Regions from separate parts of the Homo sapiens genome. Here region 2 is linked to region 1. A link is a contact called in ENCODE Hi-C or POLR2A ChIA-PET data. All regions are on one chromosome and are shown on one strand. Each heading gives the region's core, a stretch centred on a gene start or an enhancer-like site at or near the end of the contact. The rest is flanking DNA. Distances are from core to core; before and after follow the strand shown. Region 1 overlaps LOC124900191 (a long non-coding RNA gene). Region 2 overlaps ARSB (arylsulfatase B).

Evidence for each region. Hi-C counts contacts between places; a loop is a spot of excess contacts on that map. ChIA-PET counts read pairs that join two places held with the same protein, here RNA polymerase II (POLR2A). Pooled maps may share reads with other maps.
Region 2: a map of OCI-LY7 shows a loop between it and region 1 (2.9-fold over the local background). The contact joins two enhancer-like sites. A Hi-C loop is called at or near these places in 1 of 168 maps with a recorded cell type or tissue (OCI-LY7), 1 of 37 single-sample maps with no recorded cell type and 4 of 50 pooled maps. POLR2A ChIA-PET finds 5 or more read pairs at or near these places in 2 of 52 experiments (OCI-LY7 and activated B cell).

What each region holds. Positions count from the first base shown.
Region 1 is chr5:78,726,330-78,729,523 of GRCh38, forward strand. All of the region lies in intron 3 of LOC124900191 (a long non-coding RNA gene), which reads right to left. Among named protein-coding and RNA genes, the nearest start is that of LHFPL2, 79 kb to the left of the region's middle. RefSeq lists enhancers at 1,457-1,751, 1,717-1,826. Within about 2 kb of position 1,567, at least 4 of the 41 ENCODE cell types and tissues checked have a DNase peak (open chromatin) inside an H3K27ac peak, as active enhancers do.
Region 2 is chr5:78,828,320-78,831,631 of GRCh38, forward strand. The region is part of intron 6 of ARSB (arylsulfatase B); the gene reads right to left. Among named protein-coding and RNA genes, the nearest start is that of ARSB, 160 kb to the right of the region's middle. Within about 2 kb of position 1,997, at least 8 of the 41 ENCODE cell types and tissues checked have a DNase peak (open chromatin) inside an H3K27ac peak, as active enhancers do.

The DNA.
Region 1 (3,194 bases), core at 317-2,816:
ATACTCCTGCTTCAGCCTCCCAAGTAGCTAGGACTACAGGTGTGTGCCACCTTGCCCAGCTAATTTTTGTATTTTTAGTAGAGACGGGGTTTCACCATGTTGGCCAGGCTGGTCTTGAACTCCTGACCTCAGGTGATACACCCACCTTGGCCTCCCAAAGTGCTGGGATTACAGATGTGAGCTACCGTGCCTGGCCAATGGTGTCCTGAACATTCTGCCTCCACATCAACAATCTTGATCATGGCTGTAGCCACGGGGCCCAGGACGGGGCCTGGCACATTGCAGGCACTCAGTAAATGTTTGTTGCAATGAATGAATGAACCAACCTGGCTGCAGTGGCTGCTCCTTTGCTCTCCACTTTTAGAGACTATGGACCAGCAGACATGCTGGACTTTGACCAGGGCCTGGTGGGAAGTGCTGAGAACTGCTGGCTTCTTATTTCACAGAATTATCCATTTTCTGTTGTTTCTTGGGAGGGCCCTTGGTCTTAGCTTTCACACAGTGGTATGTAGAATGAACTGGGAGACAGCCAATTTAGGCTTTTTCATCTACCAAACAAACCAAATCCATAACATTTGATTTGATGGATGGAATCCCCGGTGGATGATTTCACTCAGCCCTTTAAACAATGGAATGAGACCACTGGCCTCCTGCAGACTTTCTCTTGATGGGGGGTGAGGGAGGAGTGGTGGTCTGGAATGGGGAGATAAGTGGTAAAGGATGGAGGCTGGGTGCAGTGGCTCACGCTTGTAATCCCAGCACTTTGGGAGGCCAGGGTGGGCAGATCACGAGGTCAGGAGATAGAGACCATCCTGGCTAACTTGGTGAAACCCTGTCTCTACTAAAAATACAAAAATTAGCCAGGTGTGGTGGTGCACACCTGTAGTTCCAGCTACTCGGGAGGCTGAGGCAGGAGAATCACTTGAACCCGGGAGGTGGAGGTTGCAGTGAGCCAAGATTGCACCACTGCACTCCAGCCTGGGTGACAGAGCAAGACTCCATCTCAAAAAAGAAAACAAAAACAAAAACAAACTTGGCCGGGTGTGGTGGCTCACGCCTGTAATCCCAGCACTGTGGGAGGCTGCGGCAGGTGGATCACTTGAGGTCAGGAGTTCGAGAGCAGCCTAGCCAATGTGGCGAAACCCTGTCTCTACCAAAAATGTAAAAAATTAGCTGAGTGTCGTGGCGGGCTCCTGTAATCCCAGCTACTCGGGAGGCTGAGGCAGGAGAATTGCTTGAACCTGAGAGGCGGAGGTTGCAGTGAGCCGAGATTGAGCCCCTGCACTCCAACCTGGGTGACAGAGTGAGACTCCATCTCAAAAACAAACAAACAAACAAACAAACAAACAAAAAACCCTCTACAAAATGGCATTTTAGGACTTTATAATATTAATATTTTTGGCTGCTTTAATGAGTATGAGTAGCTGTTCCATAAGCAGATACTATGTCACATAGGGTAGATTTCAAGCCACTGCTTTAGAAGATGGTATGCTTGAATTGATTGTACACCTGAGGACTGAAGTTGAAACCACCAGCTAGAAGTGAATGCTTTTTGCTTTGTCATGGGCCAGTGGACTTTGCCTGGGAATCTCCCCTGAGCTGAGGCCAGCAAAGGTTGCACTCTGAAAGAGTATGAAAGGGTGGCGATATGTCTCATTGGTGAACCAGGTAATGGAAAATGCCTCTCCTCATCCTGCACAAGAATGCCAAACATCAGCCACAGTGCTCCCTTTTCTTTTGTACCAGTGTGGTTTATAGAAACTGGACAGTATCAGTGGACATTTTCTCTGGGCTTTTAAGGGGAACACATTGTATCTTGAGGCATTTCATCTGCAGAACCTGTACTTAGAACAAAGAAAAACTTCTGCGTGCTCGGTAAACAAAAGATGCCCAGTTTCCCTTCCCCATATTGCCAGCTGCCATGACACACAGTTTGGCCTCAGCCCACTCAACCACAGGTGAATTTGACCACAACCATACACCCTCGCAACCTACCAACTACAGTGACCTAGAGATAGCACTTTCTAAATGTAAAATGTCATTAATATGAGTGTTTATTGTCTAGCAATAAAGTTATGCCTATCATCAAAGTATCCAGGATCCAGAGGGAATGGAATAGGGCAGTAATTTTGAATCTGGTTGTGATAAAAGCCCAAAGCTAGACAGGCAAGAGGAGCGTAAGTGGCATGGCTTTAGCCTGCGTACTCTCAGGGTCTTATCTGCTGTCAGCCAGGTAGGAGCCTGTGGCTTTAATTCTACCTCCCCAACTTCCCACCTCACCCCCAGAACTAAACTGCCATCGGTCTCATATACCCTCCTCTGTCCCCAGTGACTGAAGTCACCTCCAACCAGGCTGTGACTACCAGCCTTCCTTTTTCCCTTCATGATTTTTCCAAGTGAAGGGACTAAATGAAAATATAAAGCAAGTCTTGTGATTTTTCTGAGGCTACATAAACTACCTGCCTCATTCCAGTGAGCTCTGCAGGGGTGTAACCTCCATTTTAACAAGGTTATGATATACTAACCCTCACCCCATCACCCCACAATTCTCTTCTCTCACCATGGACTAAATATTTTTCTTTGTTCCCCCAAAGGAAGCTTACTCCGTAAAGATTTCTGAAAAAAAAAAAATTTTTTTTAAAGGAAAATGTGCCAGGGCAGAGATGGAGGAGGTGGTAGGGCAGGCTGGGAGGGTGGGGTAGGGAGGTCCACAGGCCTCCCTGTTCACATCACACAGAACGTCCCTTAGAAAAACCCTCTAGAGGCCAGGCACAATGGCACATGCCTGTAATCTCAGCACTTTGGGAGGCTGAGGCGGGTGGATGGCAAGGTCAAGAAATCAAGACTATCCTGGCCAACATGGTGGAACCCCATCTCTACTAAAAGTACAAAAATTAGCTGGGTGTGGTGGCGTGTGCCTGTAGTCCCAGCTACTCAGGAGGCTGAGGCAGGAGTATTGCTTGAACCTGAGAGGCAGAGGTTGCAGTGAGCAGAGATCGTGCCACTGCACTCCAGCCTGGCGACAGAGCAAGACTCCGTCTCAAAAAAAAAAAAAAAAAAAAAAAAAAGAAAAAGAAAAAGAAAAGCCCCCTAGACATATCTCTCCCCACCCCCACCCTCCATGTCCCCTGCCTCCGTCTTCTGAAAGCTCCCTTTGCATCAACATTCTAACCTTTCCCTTCATCCCAAACTCC
Region 2 (3,312 bases), core at 747-3,246, 100 kb after region 1:
GCATACAGGATGAAATCCCATCTCCTTAGTGTGACATATTGTCCTTGTTTAGCTTTCCCATCTCTTCTTTCATGCCTCCCCTTTGTCCCCCAAATAGGCTCACACACCTTTTGCTCACAGCCTTTTCTATTTCCTTTGATGGTCTTTTCCACCTAGGAACTCTTTGAGGTTCAGTGGAGGTGAAAGAGGGCCTGAGTGTTTTAGCCCTCCTTCACTCTCATAGCAACTATCAGACTCCATGGAAATGATCTGACAATTAAGTACAACTTGTAACGTCTCTACCACCATAGCTTTCAACTGTTATCTGATTTTCTTTTAACTTTTTGTATGTTCTTGTTCTCTCCAACTAGGTTATAAGCGACTTGTTGTATTTTTCATGAAGTCTAGGGCAACACAGCAGGTATTTGTGGTAGCAGAATAATGGCCCCCTAAAGATATCCACGTCCCAATCCCCAGGACCTGTGAATATGTTAGGTTACACGGCAAAGGGGCATTCAGGCTGCAGATGGAATTAAGATTGCTAATCAGCTGACTTTCAAATAGGGAGGTGATTCTAGATTATTTATCCAGGTGGGCCCAATGTTATCACAAGAGTCCAGAAAAGTTGAAGAAGGAGGCAGAACAGGTCAGACAAGATGAGATGATGGAAGCCAGGTTCAAAGAATGTGCTAGAAAAGGACCCAACCTTCCATTGCTGGCTTTGAAGATGGAGGAAGGAGGCCATGGGCCAAGGAATGTAGGCAGCCTCTAGAAGCAGGAAAAGGCAAGGAAATGGGATGTCCCCTCAGCCTTTGGAAGGGACTGCAGCCCTGCCAATCGGTACCCTGGATTTAGTCCAGTGAGACCCATGTCAGACTTCTGACCTACAGAACTGAAAACATTCAAAAAATACGAAAATAGAGTGATGGTTAAGTATTGGTTGTTTTAAGCCATTGAGTTTATGGTAATTTGTTTGATCAGTGATAGAAAACTAATAGTGTTAAATATTCTTTTCCTTCATTCACATTAAAATCAAGAAAGATAAAACTAAAGTTGTTGAAGTAATGGACAAATTTAAAGATATCCTTTTTGAGAACACCTTTCCTAATCACTCCCAAATGCTGTCACTTCTTCATTTGTCCTTACTGCTTATATTATATCACTTATCATTTGTTCTACTTTATTTTATAACTGTGTTAATATCCTTTCCTGGGCATATGTTTTCCTCTGATTCAAAAGAATCTTTAGAAGCAGGGGCCATATACTCATTCCCTAGGTATTTTCTGCCAGAGGTAACAGACTTCAGTCTATAAATGCCTGATTACTAACATCTTACATTATGGGTTACTAAACAGGCCGTTTAGTCTGTTTTCAACAACGTCCCAGAAATGTTTTCAAAAGTTTTATTTCAGCCTTATACACAAGCACCCTAAAACCCCTAAAAATTCTGACAAGATCAATAAATATTTACAAAATAGATTTACTTTGTAAATTTTAATTTCATTGGATATGTTCCCTAAAATTTTATGAGGTTTTATGTTTTTACAGAATTTTATGGTAGACTCTTTCAAGAAAGATGGATATATTTATCTTTACAGATGGTAAGACTGGGGAACTGAGGTAGGAGAATGACTGGTCCAGACTGGGAGAGGAAAAAAGGAGTCTGGACACCACCAAATCTTTACCAGACCTGGGGAGGCTCCAGGGTGGAAGACGGAAGGGGCGGAGCCACTGGACCTGAGAGGGACTGTTTGGAAGTTAGTCTGCTTTTGTGTTGAAATTCAAAATCAGCATAGAACCTTTAATCAACTATAATTAACAGGCTACACTTGGAAGCTATGGCTAAAATTTCTAGGCTGTACCAGAATTAAAGAAAAGTAAGCAAATAAATAAATGGTCAGTTGGACATGAGACAGTTTGGCATCAAAGTAACCCTGGGGAAAAAAAAACAAACGCTGATGTACAAATGGAGTTATGGGCCACTAACCACGTGGTGCTGTAGAGAAGGGATCTGGTGAGGCAGCTGGCCCTTCATCAAATGGCCTAACTCCAGATGCAGGGCCAGGCCAAGTCCTTCAGGTCAGCTTCTGTGATCTGGCTCAGAGAAGCCCTAGAAAATGTTGCTTACCCTGATTTCTCCAAACATAAAATTGGGGCAGCGGGATTTGCCATTTCTGCGTAGCCTAGGCCAGTGGTGAGAGTTAATTAGTGTTTTTAAAGTGCTGTGGATTTGGTTTGGTTTGTGTATTTTCTCGGGATGAAAGCCAGGATGCCAGCACCAAGTGTTAACAGTGAAGGTTTCATGCGTGCTCCTTGAGATGTGCTGTGTGAAGTGGGGTGGAGGGGATACGAGGCTTGTGGGACTGCCTTTGGCATCAAAAAGGCCACATTTCCAAACAGACTTTAGTGCTCCCCAAAGCGGAGGGGGCAGACTAGAAGCCTTTGAAAATTAAAAAGGAGAAAGCTATCTGTGTTTTGGCTCTGTGATTGAGGGCATGTAGCAACCCACACCAAGGAAAATTTGACGAGCTGCTAAAGACAAATATTGGCAACTAGAGACGACACAAAATTCTAACTGCTCTGACCTAGTACAGGCAGGCACGGAAGCAGCAACTCCCACTCTATAAGAACCCAGCAGATTTCAGATATTCCATGCTTACCGGAACCCTCCTTGGAGGTGGTTTTCACAAATAAAGCTTTATGGCTTTATTCCTGATTAAGGAAGTCACATGTGCTCATAATTTAAAATTAAAACTAGAGAAATACATAAAGTGAAAAGTGCAACTTTCCCACCCTGCCCCAATCGTAGCAGCCAGAATGTAATTGTTGTTCACTGTTGTTTGGACATATTTACAGGAGATATTGTTATAATCGTTCCCAACGTATAGGTGATGAAACAGATGGCTGGAAGAACTTACCCACAAGCTCACAGGAAATAAGTCAGAGCTGGTATTGAATAAAACCCAGGGCTTTCTGGCACCCCCAAACTCTACCTGTTTTACTAGGTGACACTGCCCACCCCACACACAGCTCCCTCATCCCCCCAGCACCCTCCAGTGGAGTGAATACAAGGCACTGACAGGGCTTCCATGACTAGCTCTACAAGCAGAAGCTACCACCATCTGCAGAGTCAGATTACATGTGAATCTAGCAAGGCTAATGTGACTACTCGACCCATTTTTCCAGCCTCCTTTAAATGAGTCATGTCCCATCAACATGCTATTATATAGGTGAGATGATCGTAACTCATATCTGGGTGCCCTTCTCCCACAAGACAAGGGTAGGACACAAAGCGATGAGACCTGCGAAATCAGTAGGACATGATGTACATGC